Linked DNA regions of Mus musculus: region 1 is linked to region 2. The links are chromatin contacts, found by Hi-C or POLR2A ChIA-PET in ENCODE. All regions are on one chromosome and are shown on one strand. The core of a region is the stretch at or near the end of the contact, and the rest is flanking DNA. Distances in the headings are between cores, read along the strand shown. Region 1 has its middle 26 kb from the start of Gm32733. Region 2 overlaps Gm32840 (a long non-coding RNA gene).

Region 1 (7,309 bases), core at 4,602-7,101, 46 kb after region 2:
CACATGAAGAAACAATTACTCTGTAGATGCTATTCAGTAAGCTCTACGAAACTGAGGACTTGACCCGATATTGGTAACAATGTTTCCCTTAACAATAGTTCTTAATAATATAGAGACACTACATCACTAGATCGCTACATCACTAGATTGCTACATCACTAGAGCACTGTTTATGAGTCCCTCTTGCTTAATACATCATGCCTTACTTTCAGCAACAGTAACAACAATAACAATAATAGTCACCCTGACATCACAAAAGAGGAAAAGTACCATTTAAAGAGGCAAAGCCCACTGCCAGAGTCAGAGCCATGGGTAGTGAGGACGCTGCATTTATTAGACTAGGAATTAAAAGCAATCATTAATATGCTAAGGGCTGTAAAAGCTAAAACAGACAACAGTTGCGAACCTAACAAAGAACAAAAAAGAAATTCTAGAGGGGGCTGAAGCAATTTAGAGCACTTGCTGGTCTCACTGAGGATCTGAGTTTAGTTCCTAGCACCACTTTGGGTAGCAAATAACCACTGTAACTCCAGACCAGAGACAGAAGATCCAAAGACATGTTTTGGCCTCCACAGAACAGTGTGTGGTATACACACACACACACACACACACACACACACACACACACACACACAGAGAGATAGAGACAGATAGAGACAGACAGACACACAGAGACACACACATGCACAAAGAGAAAGAGAGAGAGACAGAGAGACAGACACACACAGATACACACAGAGACACACACAGAAACACAGACACACACAGAGACAGACAGACACACATACAGAGACAGACAGGCAGGCAGACACAGAAATGAGACAGACAGATGTACATATAAATTAATTGATGAGGGGGTGTTTTGAGACAGAGTTTCTCTGTGTCACCCTGGCTGTCCTAGAACTTGCTCTATAGATCAGATAGACTTTGAACTCACAGAGATCTGCCTGCTTTGATTCCCAAGTGCTGGGATTAAAGGCGTGTACTACCACCACTTAGTGTAAGTTTTAAAATAAATCAAAACTTTAAAAAAATGTGGTGGGTGAGTAGAGGGGGGCGATGCTTTTCAGGACACAGTAGAGCATGTACACATATGTATTCGTAGCAGTTACGACAGCGTGCTCAAGACCTGTGTGTGCTCAAGGGAGACAAGTTTGCCGCCTAGAAAGGGCAAATGGCCATGAACTTCCACCACCAAAGAGTTGTTGGTAGTTGACATTGCTGGGAAAGGTGGGTATGGGGAGGCCTTTTTTCTTTAACAGTGTTGTCCTGGGTGGGACAGCCACACTCAATTGGATTCCACATATCCAAGATTATCTGGGCAGTGTAAGTTGGAGTTGAGGGGCTAAGGGAGGGAGGCACAAAATGGTAGTCAGGGAAGGTAGATCAGGAAGGAGTAAGGGGTGGGGAGGATAGGATTGAAACAGACCTGAAATCCCCTAATGGAAATAAGAGAAAGCGTTAGCAGAAAGAAAACACAGAGGGACGTGTGAAGGCTTTAGACAGGCTCGGCAGGCTGGGTGCAGCAAAGAGAAAATATCTGAGCTGGAGGAAATGGCAATAAACTTTCCAAGTTTTAAAAAAATACTTATGTTTATTTTATGTGCATTGTTGTTTTGCCTGCGTGTATTTTTGTGAGGGAGTGTCAGATCCTGGAGTTACAGGTGGTTGTGTGCAGCCGTGTTGATGCTGGGAATTGAACCTGGGTCCTCTGGAAGTGCGGTCAGTGCTCTCAACCACTGAGCCATCTCTCAGTAAAAAATTTTCAAACAAGAAAAAAAAAGGATAAAGTATCTAAACCCAGTAAGGTAAGTTCAGAGCTTGTAACATAGATGAACCCGCCAACTCTCCGAGGTGCCTGACCTCGCTTCAGCGTTCCTGCTGGTCCGCCAACTCTCCAGCTATGCCAAACCACAGGGCACCCGCAGGGCTATCTCTCTGGTGCCCCACCCCCTGAGTTCCCCTCGTTCCTCTTGCTACCATGCACCCCACTGTCAGTCAACACATCACAGTACCCAGTACCCTGGCAGAATCAGGCTCTTAACGCTTAATTAACCAATCAGGTTTATGTATCGATAATATCACAATTTACAAGTTGCCAATACAATAACTTCAGAGCCAATTGATAATGATAAAAGCTTTATCCCAATATTTCTAACCTTATGAAATCATAGTTACTTGTGGCTGGAAAACATCATAAGGGTATACGTCTGCAGCCATCTTGGTTCCCCACCACTCTGCCATGCTCCCTCTCTTTGCAACTCTTAGCTCCACCTTTCTTTCCCTGTCCAATCACAGGCCTCCCACTGCCCTAATGTGATTGGACAGGGAAAATCCTGCAACAGGTAGAAGCCACAGCAATACCAAAAGGGCACACATAAACAAAGCCTGAAACAATTACTAGGGTTACTAAGAATTTCCACAAAGTTAATATCAGACATGAAAGTACAGAGCTTCCCTATAAGGGTGCTGCCTGAACCTTGGACTACTCGCTTGCCAGACCCTACCTGCCCTTGGGGTTTGGGGGTGAGGTGGCACAGAGTTAACGACACAGACTCTGGGAACAGGTGAGAAATGCTACAGCAAGCTCATCTGAGCACTGCTGCAAGCTCCTTTAATACCCTCCACCCATGCCCCATTGGTCCCAAAAAAGCATCTCTTCTAAATAGCAGTTTCCAGTTGTCTGGCTTTGTCTGCACCAGCAATCCTGGGTCCCTCAGACAGTCCTCAATTAGGTCCTCCTGCAGGAGATGTTTTTACAGCTGTGTGCCCCCCCCCCGCCCCCAGCATTTACATAGAGGTGGCCCACTGTCTCTTCTACAAAAGAGAACAAAGGTAAAAATTACGTATTGCTTCTAGAAATCTTGGAAGCAAGAATACCGTGGGCCATTGAGGGAAAAGGCTTTATCAGCCTAGAATCAAGTACCTTGTAAATCCATCACTCAAAACCAGGGAAAAATGAAGACTTTCTCAGACAAATAGTGAGGGGCATGCTGTCTAGTGAGCTCACCTTCCAAGAAATGTTCAAAATCAGTTGTTTAAGAAGAAGGAAAATCGCCGGGCGTGGTTGCCCACGCCTTTAATCCCAGCACTTGGGAGGCAGAGGCAGGCGGATTTCTGAGTTCGAGGCCAGCCTGGTCTACAGAGTGAGTTCCAGGACAGCCAGGGCTACACAGAGAAACCCTGTCTCGGAAAAAGAAGAAGAAGAAGAAGAAGAAGAAGAAGAAGAAGAAGAAGAAGAAGAAGAAGAAGAAGAAGAAGAAGAAGAAGAAGAAGAAGAAGAAGAAGAAGAAGGAAAATTGGGGGCTGGTGAGATGACTCAGCGGGTAAGGGCACTGACTGCTCTTCCGAAGGTCCTGAGTTCAAATCCCAGCAACCACATGGTGGCTCACAACCACCCATAATGAGATCTGATGCTCTCTTCTGGTGTGTCTGAAGTCAGCTACAGTGAACTTATGTATAATAATAATAAATAAATCTTTAAAGACGAAGAGGAAGAAGAAGAATCACCAGGCATGGCGGCACACACCTTTAACTTCGGCACTTGGGAGGCAGAGGCAGGGGAATCTCTCTGAATTTGGGGTGATCTTTGTCTACACAGTGAGTTCCAGGACAGCCAGGGCTGTGTAGAGAGATCTTATCTCAAAAGCCAAGGGAAAAAGGAGAGAAAGGAAGAAAGAAAGAGAAAGAAAGAAAGAAAGAAAGAAGGAAGGAAGGAAGGAAAGAAAAGCACACAAGTAATACACTTGGATATAAAGAAAGCCAGAGAAAGAGTAAGTGGAGATAAATTTTCAAATGTGCTCTACAGCTCCATATTAATTAGGGACGAAGGCAGCACTGAGAAATGACAGGGGGTCAGTTCATGAAGAATATGTAACAATTTATGTGTAGTTGCCTAACGATAGAATGCTAAGCTAGGCAAGCAATGGTGGCAGAATTACACAGAAGTGAGTAAGTCCACTATTACATTCGGAGACTGTCACTGCTGGGCACTATTGTATCTAAGGCAGGAAGAAATGACAGAGTCTGGGAAGGGACGGGGCAGTGACTGTGAAGCTTAGTCCCAGCAAGATGGTGAAGTAGTGGTTTGTGGTAAGAATACTGCCCCCTCCAGGTGGGGGTGCACCCATGGTGGCAAATTCTCAGTGGTGGAGGTATGCCATGGTTCCTGTCTCCAGAGGACAGCGCATTAACAGCAGTTCTGGTTCCAAGATGTCACCTCAGAGACACCACACTGTCCATGGAAAGCAGGGCACAGCCACCAAGTCCTCCTTTGGGGACACTGGGGCTCATAGAATCCAGGTAGTTTTCTGTGCTGGGCCAACCACCCATGAGTTCTACAGAGAGTCCATAATGACCACCCTGTCAGTGTGCAGGGTCCCAATGTCCAAGGTGCCGATGTCCAGTCCCCTGATGTACGCCATACTCTCTTTAGTTGTTTTGTCGGAATGTGGTAGTTTATTCTTCTCTTTGGCTATCCTTGTGGAAGGGGGTGAGCACTAGAGGTGTTTATCTTATTGACACGACTCTGCTAAGGACTCTTAAATGTCACCCATAAGAAAATGAATGGGTGCTGGGATTTGAACCAGGGTCCTCTGCAGCCCTGACCAACCCCAATACCCAATTCTAGAGGTGAGAGCAGCAGGTCTCACCTATTGCTGGGGCCCTGAAACGCCATGAACTATGGAGATGGTTTGGTAGCTTCCAACAAAACTAAACACACCACCACGTTACAGTAACCAGGCTTTTACATGTACTCAAATGACCCGGGAACATATGCCCACCCACAGATGCTGATAGCAGCTTTATATCTGATCCAGAACTTGGAAGGAACCAAGCATCCTTCAGGTCAGTGGGAGAGTAGATTGTGGCCCATCCAGACAAGGGCTTGTACTCGGCAGTGAGGAAAATGAACCGTCTTGACAAGGAAGCAAGTGGGGGAAACTTAGAGGTTCTTTGACGAGGGAAACAACCAATCACATAACAAGAAACACTGTAAGACCCCCCCCCCCACCAGTGGCAGGACCAAGTTACAGAGAAGGCAGAACATTCAGTAGTGGAGAGGTTGGAGGGAGTGGGTGGGGAGTGAGTGGAGACATATAGGACAGTGGTGGTACTCTGTACGCAGCATAGGAGAAAACACCGCTTTAGCTCTAGTTCCAAACTCCCAGAACGTACAGTTCCAGGTGAAGACCAAGGTAAACTACGGACGTGTGAAGCTGATTAACTAGTCATGTTGAGCACCAGCAGCAGGCAGAAACTCTGTGTGGATGGTTGTAGTTTGGAGATGTCCAGAGGACACATGGGCTTCTCTCTGCACTTTTCTCTCAATTTTGCTCTTGACCTAAGGCTGCTCTTAAAAAGGGAAATCTGTTAAAAGAGAACCCCTTTCTGAAAGTTGTTCTCTGACCTCCCCCCCCCCATGAGTCCCCTCCCCCACCCCCATGCACAAGTAAATAAGTGTGATTTCAAAATGTTGAGCTGTCGGGGGCTTGAGATGTAAATTTCACATAATAAAATACAAATTCTCATATCTGACTTCAAGCACTTATTTTCTTCAGAAATGCTCTACTGGCTGCCAGCTTTGCCTGAGACTCCAGTGAAGAAGAAAAAATAATAAAAATGAGTCAGGTTTCTGCTTCACATTTCAATGAGTGTAAATGTGGGCAGTGTCTCCAGTCTCTTAATTGCTAAGTGATTAGTCGGGTTTTTAAGTTACTTGCCTACTTGCCTATCTTCTTTACATTTTAAATAAGGCCTGACCTTAAACTGTTGCCACTGAGCAAATTCGGCTTGCTTTTACAGATGCGGGAACCTAATGAACAAGGTTAGTGCTGCCACCTACTGTTGGAGGAGGAAGTAAATTGCGTTTCCCACGCAGTCAATTTGGAAAGACGCGGGGCAGCCAAATTGCTGGCCTGATCTCGGGCGGGGAAAGCCTGTACTATTATCTGGAAAAGAAGGGCAAGGTGATCAATGAAACTTTTGAGATAGACGTGGAAGATTCTGGAAACAAAGAATAAGTGTCAAGAGATCTGTCCAACTTCTCGGCCAGGAGATTTCCTGGGGCTCTGATGTCTTTAGCAAGCCCTAGTTCCATTTCTCTTGTATTGCTTCTGTCTGTGGCACATTACAGGACAGTGTAGGGCTTCAGAACTGTCCCTGGGGGACGGGTGGGAGTGTAGAAAGCTTCCTTGGCCTTCGTCTTCCCTACCCCTGCCTAGATTCTAAACTGGCTATCTTTCAGCCATCGGAATCTCATTTTTCCTCTTCCAGATACTTTCCACCACAACCTGGGTCACAGCGGGTGCATTATGTCACACTGCCTATTTTAAAGGCTGTGTATCATGTGATATCTCACAGTTCATCACCTTACAGCTATTCAGGTGTCCCATGAAGAGCTGTCACCTAGGCTGCTGGGAAGTGACCCAGAATGCAGCCTAGCAACCAAATGGAAACACGCACAGCCTAGTTCAAATTGTTAGGCAGGACTTTCTATAAAACTCAAAATAACATCAGCATCGGACAATATTTGTCCTTATCAACTCAAAGGAGGTTTGGGCAGGTCTGGGAGGGTAAGACTAAAAAATTCAGGAAGTTTGATATACATAGTCACACACACACACACACACACACACACACACACACACACACACTATCTCCAACAGCACTTGTAACAGGACTTGCTTTGGGACTGCCAGCTTCCAAATAATGACACAGAGACATATATTTATTTATGAATGCCTAGGCCTGAAGTTAGGTTTGTTTCCAGCTGGCTCGGAGCTCAACTATTCCGTTTATGCTAATCTAAGTCTCACCATGTAACTGGTTAGCTACCTCTCCTTCCTTCCAGGCCTGCAGCTTCTTCTCCATCTTCTTGATGAATCCTCCCGGGCCTGACTCTCTCCCAGAGTTCCCCTCTCTTCCAGGAAGTCCCACCTTCTATTTCCTGTTTTTGTTACAGGCCGTCAGCTTTTTGATAAACCAGTCAGAAGGTGAGAGAGGGTGGGTTTACAAAATATGATGCAGCCATATTAATAACGACACCAAAGTCAGCTTGTACTTGGCCCTCTGCCAACAGAGAGATCAGCATTTGAATAATACAAAGACGGTGTTTACACGGTGCACAATATTATCCCAACAGTGAGTTCTCCCAACAACTCCAGTAATGGCTCTAGTTAGACAGTCGTCTTCTTCCTTGACCACTGGACCATCCTGTGATGGGTTACACATCTGCAAACAATATACGTATTTCTAAGAACTGTGTGGGATTGTGTCTTCTTCCAAAATAAAGAACTCCCCTGTGCTA
Region 2 (6,855 bases), core at 4,154-6,653:
CCCATGCATCCTATCAGATCACCATGGACTAAAGCTGATCTTCAATAACAAAATAAATAATAGAAAGCCAACATTCACGTGGAAACTGAACAACACTCTTCTCAATGATACCTTGGTCAAGGAAGGAATAAAGAAAGAAATTAAGGACTTTTTGGAGTTTAATGAAAATGAAGCCACAACATACCCAAACTTATGGGACACAATGAAAGCATTTCTAAGAGGAAAACTTGGTTGAATGAGGCCTGCTCCAGCAACCCAGTAGAAAACTCTACCAGAGACAGAACAGCGAGCCACGTTCCCAGAGACAGGTGCCTGACACCACAGAGCCCCCAACTCCATAATTCTGTGACTATAAGTCACACAGACACTGTCCTAAGCTTCGGGCATTCTGGCTAGACTCCACCCTCACAGTTACCTGACTATAGTCAGGTATGCTCCTCCCCACAGTTACCTGATAGCCCAGCCACTATAAAGAGGCTCCTTGTCCCCTCCTCACTCTCTTTAAGCTCTCACCTTTCTTACTCTCTGGCTCTCCTTCTCTCTCTCCCTTCCTCCCTCTCTCCACGTGGCCATGGCTGCCTCACTCTCTCTTTCTACTTTCTCTCTTTCTCTCTGCCTTTCTACAATAAAGCTCTAAAACCATAGACTGTCAAGGCCTGCTGTACTTGAGCAATGGACTAGGTTTTCCCCTAAAGAGCCACGTCTAACCTCCCACTGGAAGGCCTTCCTGCACTCCAGCCACAGACCGGACCAAGGACTCTCGCTCATGTGGGAACCACCGAGCACCCCCTCTCCCCCTGCCCTCTCCTCCCTTCAGCCCTGGGGATGACAGAGCCGCCTCCGGGGGGCCCCCATTTGTTCTCAGCTCTTTCGCAGCGGTGACTGGGATGTCCAAGGCTGAGAACCCGTTACCTAGGACTGCCCCTTGTCCACCACCCACCGAACTGGGGTCCAGTGGCTTCCCACAGTCAGACACCCACCTAGAGCCTCATGGAAAGCGTGCAGCAGTCCTCCTGCTTCCACCCGCCCATAGCAACAGAACTCTGGCAAGACGCAGGTTTTCTCCCACTCCTTCTATTCCCCCATACCCACTGCCCAACAGAGGCAGATGGGGACTCTAAGGATGTGGGCATAGGGACTCTGTATGTTCACTAATACCAGCTGGTCTAGGCCAAAGAAATATTCTATATCGTTGTAGCGTGTAGTTCCTACTACCCTGCTTTATGCTCCAGGTGGGCCACACTACCTGCCACCGCCCTGGTTCTCTTGGATCCATGGATGAAACACACACACACACACACACACACACACACACACACACACACACCCTTGCTCACTTTTAACCTGCTTTATAGCTCAGTGGCTGGGCTATTCTAAGTCTTCTGCAGCTACTGTGCCCTTCCCTGTACTTCTTGCTCTGTACACTAAATCTGCCCACAACTTAGTTGTGTTTCTAATTTCCCGCCTGCTAACCCAGGCCCAATCAGGGAAGCAGCCAATGGCCACTCCACCTGAGATCTCACATGGCTGATGGCTCTCTCTCCCTCAGAAGCATGGTAAATTCCTTTGCTTCTCCCGCCTGCCTGCAGGAACCTGGAAGTCCTGCCTCTTCAGCCCAGCCATTGGCCACTGGCATCTTTATTGATCAATCAAGAGCCAATTGGGGAACAAGACCTTCTGTGTTCGCATGCAGAGTCTCAGTGAAATTACATGTGTTAAGAAGTATGTCAGAACCACTTCCTACATGTCGTTTTGTAAGTGTTTGTTCAGAAAACCTAATGGGGACGAGGATTCTCTAAACAAGCTCTATACACTGGTGACCTATGAATGTTACTGTGTTAAAAAAGTATAGTCAGTGTGGGATGAGAACAAACTGCCAAGTGTAAAATGAAGCTACAAATCTTTCTCCCTCTCTCTCTCTCTCTCTCTCCCTCTCTCTCTCTCCCTCTCTCTCTCTCCCTCTCTCTCTCTCCCTCTCTCTCTCTTCCCCTCTCTCCTCCCCCTTCCCCTCCCCCTCTCCCTTTATCTCTCTCAAAATTCAGTGAGTGTGAGAGAGAATAAGTGTACACACTAGAGTGTGTGTGCAAGAGAGTGTAAGTGTGGGCTAGAAACATGGCTCAGTGGTTGAGAGCACTGACTGCTCTTCCAGAGGTCCTGAGTTCAATTCCCAGCAACCACATGGAGGCTCACAACCATCTGTAATGGGATCTGATGCCCTCTTTTGGAGTGCATGAAACAACTACAGTGTACTCATAAATAAAATTAAATCTTTAAAAAAAAAACACATGTAAGTGTGTATGTGAGAGTGTGTGAGAATGTATGTGCAACAACGTTTGTGAAAGTGTGTATGTGTGTGAGAGAATGAGTTTGTGTGAGTGTGGTGTGTGTACATGAGAATGTGTGTAGTGTATGTGTATAGTGTGTGAGAATGAGTGTGTGTAGTGTGTGTATGTAGTGTGTGAGAAGGAGTGTGTGTGTGTATTGTTCTCTAGTTTTGATTGGTGGTAAACAGGGAGGATGGCTTCCATCTGTTTTCTGCTGTTTTCCTCAGAAAATGGCCAAACACAGCTGTCATAATAGCCTAAACATGAGACCAAGAGCCATGGGGACTTTCTCTCCTCTAGAAACCACTGGCGGCTCTTTAAAACAAACAAACAAACAAACAAACAAACAAGCAAAAACCCAAGGTGAGAGGCATTCAAGGATGTGGACCCCTAAGTGACCCATACAAATAAGTGAAACACTTTTAAAGCGTCTCTGAGCTAAGGAGGCTAAGACGATTAGATTACATGTGTTAAGAAGTATGTGCATTTCTTCAGAAAGGAGTTTGCTTTTAAAGGACTGGAGAGAGTGCCTCAGATGAGGGCAGAGCTCAGTCATGGACTGCCTTCTCTTCTCAGTTTTCTGTCCTCCGTGGCTGGTCTCGTCCATGTTTAGGCATGAGTTATTACTTCATAATGGTAACTCCTAAGTACCCACCCTCAGCCTGGGTGTCTCCTCGGAGTTCCAGCTTGGTATACACAGCTCATTGTCTTGTGCCACAAACCTCTCAGTTTAACACACATAGTCCTCCCAACCTGTGACTTCCCCCACTCCCACTTATTCATGCCTCCGAATGTGACATGGTACTGCCCTGGTTAGACATCTCAGACACCCAGAACATCACCCTAAGATCTTATTCACCGTCGTATTTAACCTGCCAGAACACCCTCAGTCCATATCAAATTAACCCATTTTTCTCTTCCTCTCTGACTAGGATGCCAGCAAGGCCATAACCATCTCTTGTTCAGATGTCAGCTGAACCATTGTCCCTTCGTTCTCCCTGGGTCCCTCCAACACGTTCATGACATTGAAGGCAGATAGATTAGACTTTTCAAAGCACAAACCTTCAGGGGTTCCTGTCCTTTCTCATGGGGCTGATGTCTGCCCATCACTGAGGTCTCAGCTCACAGGCTTTTTCTTTTCCTTTGCTTGCTTGCTTGTTTGTTTTTGAGACAGGCTTTCTCTGTGTAGCCCTGGCTGTCCTGGAGCTCACTGTAGACCAGGCTGACCTTGAACTCAGAGATCCACCTGCCTCTGACCCTGGAGTGCTGGGATTAAAGGCGTGCGCCACCTTCATCGGCCACACGTTGTATCTTTAGGGAAGCTTCCCTGATCCTTCAGTCTGGGTTAGAATCACTTGTTACCAGTTCTTATCTAATTATAGTCTTTCTCTCTATGATACTGTTCTCAGATATAAAAGAATATCTTAAACCCCACACCCTGCTACTAATTATAAGCTCCATAAAATGACAAATAAATTAGCAAACCTATGTGATTTATGGGTAGCCTTGTTGGGATCGTGTGGGAACGTGTTTGATAGTGCTGATAGCACAGTTGTGGAATTCTGGGTCTACATTGCTATGGATCTTTCCCTCCTGTGTCTCTAATCTAGCATCAAGCCACAGCCTACTGGTCTGGTTTGGCATAATGAGAGAAAGGGTGGGAAAGCTTCTGGCAAAGGTGCTTGATGAAAGATAAAGTCTTCTCTGAAATTGTCTTAAAGAAATAGGCAGAGCTGTGAACCAAATCTCTTGTCTATTTCTTGTGCATTCTTAACCATTACAGCCATGGAGGATAAAAGCAAGCCCTGGCTCCATTGTCTGTGAAGTAATTATATCCTCTCTTCGTATATATTCACAGTGCCTCAGCCACGACAAGAAACACCTACAAACCAAAATAAATCCGAACAAACAAATAAAGAAAAGCGAAATATCCAGCAAGTAACAGCAAACGAAGCACTCCATGAGTGGTTGCTATCAACATATGATACAACCACCAACAAAGATGATTTCTCATTAAAAATAAAGTTTAGCCAGACAGTGGTGGCTCACGCCTTTAATCCCAGCATTTGGGAGGCCGAGGCTGGCGGATTTCTGAGTTCGAGGCCAGCCTGGTCTACAGAATGAGTTCTAGGACAGCCAGGGCTATACAGAGAAACTCTGTCTAGAAAAACCAATAAAAATAAATAAAGTTTAAAAGGAGACAGGGAGATAATCTAGGAATAGGTTAGATGGAAGAGAAACCCTGGGGATAATTTTGACTAGGCTTTGCTTTAAAATGCCACACTAGGAAGGCTGATGAACTGTGGGGGACAGGGCAGACACTCAGAACCCGCTATCCACCATTCAATGCTGGCTGATGGCTAGCCGGAGGGTGAGGGATACAGTCTCACAAAATAAATGGGAGACGGGGCCAGCAGAAAGGCATGCCGGAGTGACCCCAAGGAGGAGGTGGCTATGGAAACACATACCGTCTATATGCAAGGACAGTGCTGAGGGGATTGTGGGAGACTTGGGTAGTGAATGGGAGGTAAACAGCAGATACATATGTTGGGAATGGAGGCGGGAGAAGGGGGCGGGGGGCAGGAGGGCGGTGCCATGGTGGAGTATTTACCTAGCACACATAAGGCTATGAATTTAATCTCCGGCCCCGAAAATAAATAAATAAATAAATAAATAAATAAATAAATAAATAAATAAATAAGCGGGGTGGGGGTGGGGAATGAGCCTGGTACCGAGATTGGTCGAAGTCGTTGAAGTGGGAGCTCGCTGAGATTGCAAATGGTTTTCTTGGTTTTGTTTCCTTTCTTGGTGGACAGAGAACTACTCATAGTTTGAGGAAGGGCTCAGCAGAGAGGGGCTAGCTACTGCACTAGACACAGCCCAAGTTCTGACTCTCTCTTGCTGGCACTAGTGTGCTTGCTCCACAGCGGGATCCCCTAACACCCCACCCCCACCTCGACAAACACTAACAGCCCCGGGCCTGCCTGCCTGCCTGCCCGCTGCTGGCCTTGCCTCTGCATACTTGACCCCCGCTGCTGCTCCTCCAGCTGCCCTTTGCTTTGCCTCTTGTTTTTTCTTGAGTATGCATTTGGCTTTTAGAGCCTGTGACTGATTCAGCTTCCCTGGCACATGCCATTGGCCATGGCTTCGCCTGGCCACACTGCCACTCTCAGCTGTTGCCTCATTTTGGCCACTTGTAAGAACTGTACTGCCAAGCTTCTTCCCCGACTGCCCAGGCAAAGCCATGAGTTCCAGAGGAGATCGCACTAAGATGCTGAAAGCCAGGGCACAAGGGAAGGAAGGGTCACTTCTAAAATGAATTGGTGGAGGTCAAGACGGGATCAGTGCAACGAAATGGGAGACGGGGCCGCCGCACTTCCCATTCCCTTTAATAGAACATGGCAGGTTCAGAGGGCTTTCCCACGATAATATATGACGCTAAAACAAAGCTTTTGTTTGCAAATACTTACAAATTAGAGAGCTCAGTGGGTTTTTGTTTTTTTTGTTTTTTTTTTTTTTTACCTTTTGAGCCCAGGAAAACCACATCCTTGAGTACTAATATCCCTGGTAAAATAGGTCCATCTCTAACCTTGTAGTGCTATTAGCAGGAAAGTTACACTCCTATTTATGAAACTGGGACTCTGGGAGACTTCTGCCCTAGACATATCTGTGCTTACTTAAAGGCAAGAGGCTGGAAAGGAATAATGATTGGGAAGAAGGGCTGCAAGGAAGGGGAGACCAGGCCGCACACAATTGCATAAGCCATAATAGACTCCTCATACTACTCTTCAATGTCTCCAAATGCAGACCCCCAGAACTCGATTTTAACCTGGCCAGGTATGACACATGCTTGTTTTTTACAACGGCCCAAGTACCTGTGAATGGTAGCTCTCCCTGGCTCATTATCACACACAGCTATCTTTTGCACCAATGTCTTCCATTTGCACTGGTTACACCAGGGACTGCTCATCTGTGTCTCGGGGACTGAGAAGGTCAATGTCGGATTGAAAGCTTTTACGTTCCTAACGGGATATTTTGCTTTATGTTATTTATTTTTGTTTTAATGTATGTGAGTGCACTATCTACATATATGCCTGCTGGGCATCAGATCTCAGTATAGATGGGTGTGAGCCACCATATGGTTGCTGGGAATTGAACTCTAGACCTCTGAAAGAGCAGACAGGGCTCTTAACTGCTGAGCCATCTTTCTAGCTACTCCATCCCCCCCCCCCCCCATGGAGTTTTTCCATCAATTCACTTATATATAAACTGTATATCCAAATCACTGCTCCCCTGATCCCCGCACAGTCTCTCCCCACATCCCCCCTTCCCTTCTGCTCTGAGTAGGTGGAGTCCCCCCTCTGGGTATCATCCCCTCCTGGCACATCAAATCTCTGCAAAATTAGGAACATCCTCTCCCACAGGAGGCAAGACAAGACAGCTCAGTTAGGGAAATGGAATCCACCCTCAGTCAGGCAACAGATTTAGGGGATATCTCCTGCTCCAGTTGGCTCCTAGGAAGACACAGCTA

The links. A loop is a pair of places that touch in the nucleus more often than their neighbours do. ChIA-PET counts read pairs that join two places held with the same protein, here RNA polymerase II (POLR2A).
Region 1: a loop to region 2 is called in a map of gastrocnemius, with 2.0 times the contacts of the local background. The contact joins two enhancer-like sites. A Hi-C loop is called at or near these places in 1 of 37 maps with a recorded cell type or tissue (gastrocnemius). POLR2A ChIA-PET finds 5 or more read pairs at or near these places in 1 of 5 experiments (Patski).

What each region holds. Positions count from the first base shown.
Region 1 is chr15:97,129,636-97,136,944 of GRCm38, forward strand. No RefSeq gene overlaps it. Among named protein-coding and RNA genes, the nearest start is that of Gm32733, 26 kb to the left of the region's middle. Within about 2 kb of position 5,852, at least 1 of the 3 ENCODE cell types and tissues checked has a DNase peak (open chromatin) inside an H3K27ac peak, as active enhancers do; it is gastrocnemius, where a contact is called at or near this core.
Region 2 is chr15:97,084,379-97,091,233 of GRCm38, forward strand. The region is part of intron 1 of Gm32840 (a long non-coding RNA gene); the gene reads left to right. Among named protein-coding and RNA genes, the nearest start is that of Gm32733, 20 kb to the right of the region's middle. Within about 2 kb of position 5,404, at least 1 of the 3 ENCODE cell types and tissues checked has a DNase peak (open chromatin) inside an H3K27ac peak, as active enhancers do; it is gastrocnemius, where a contact is called at or near this core.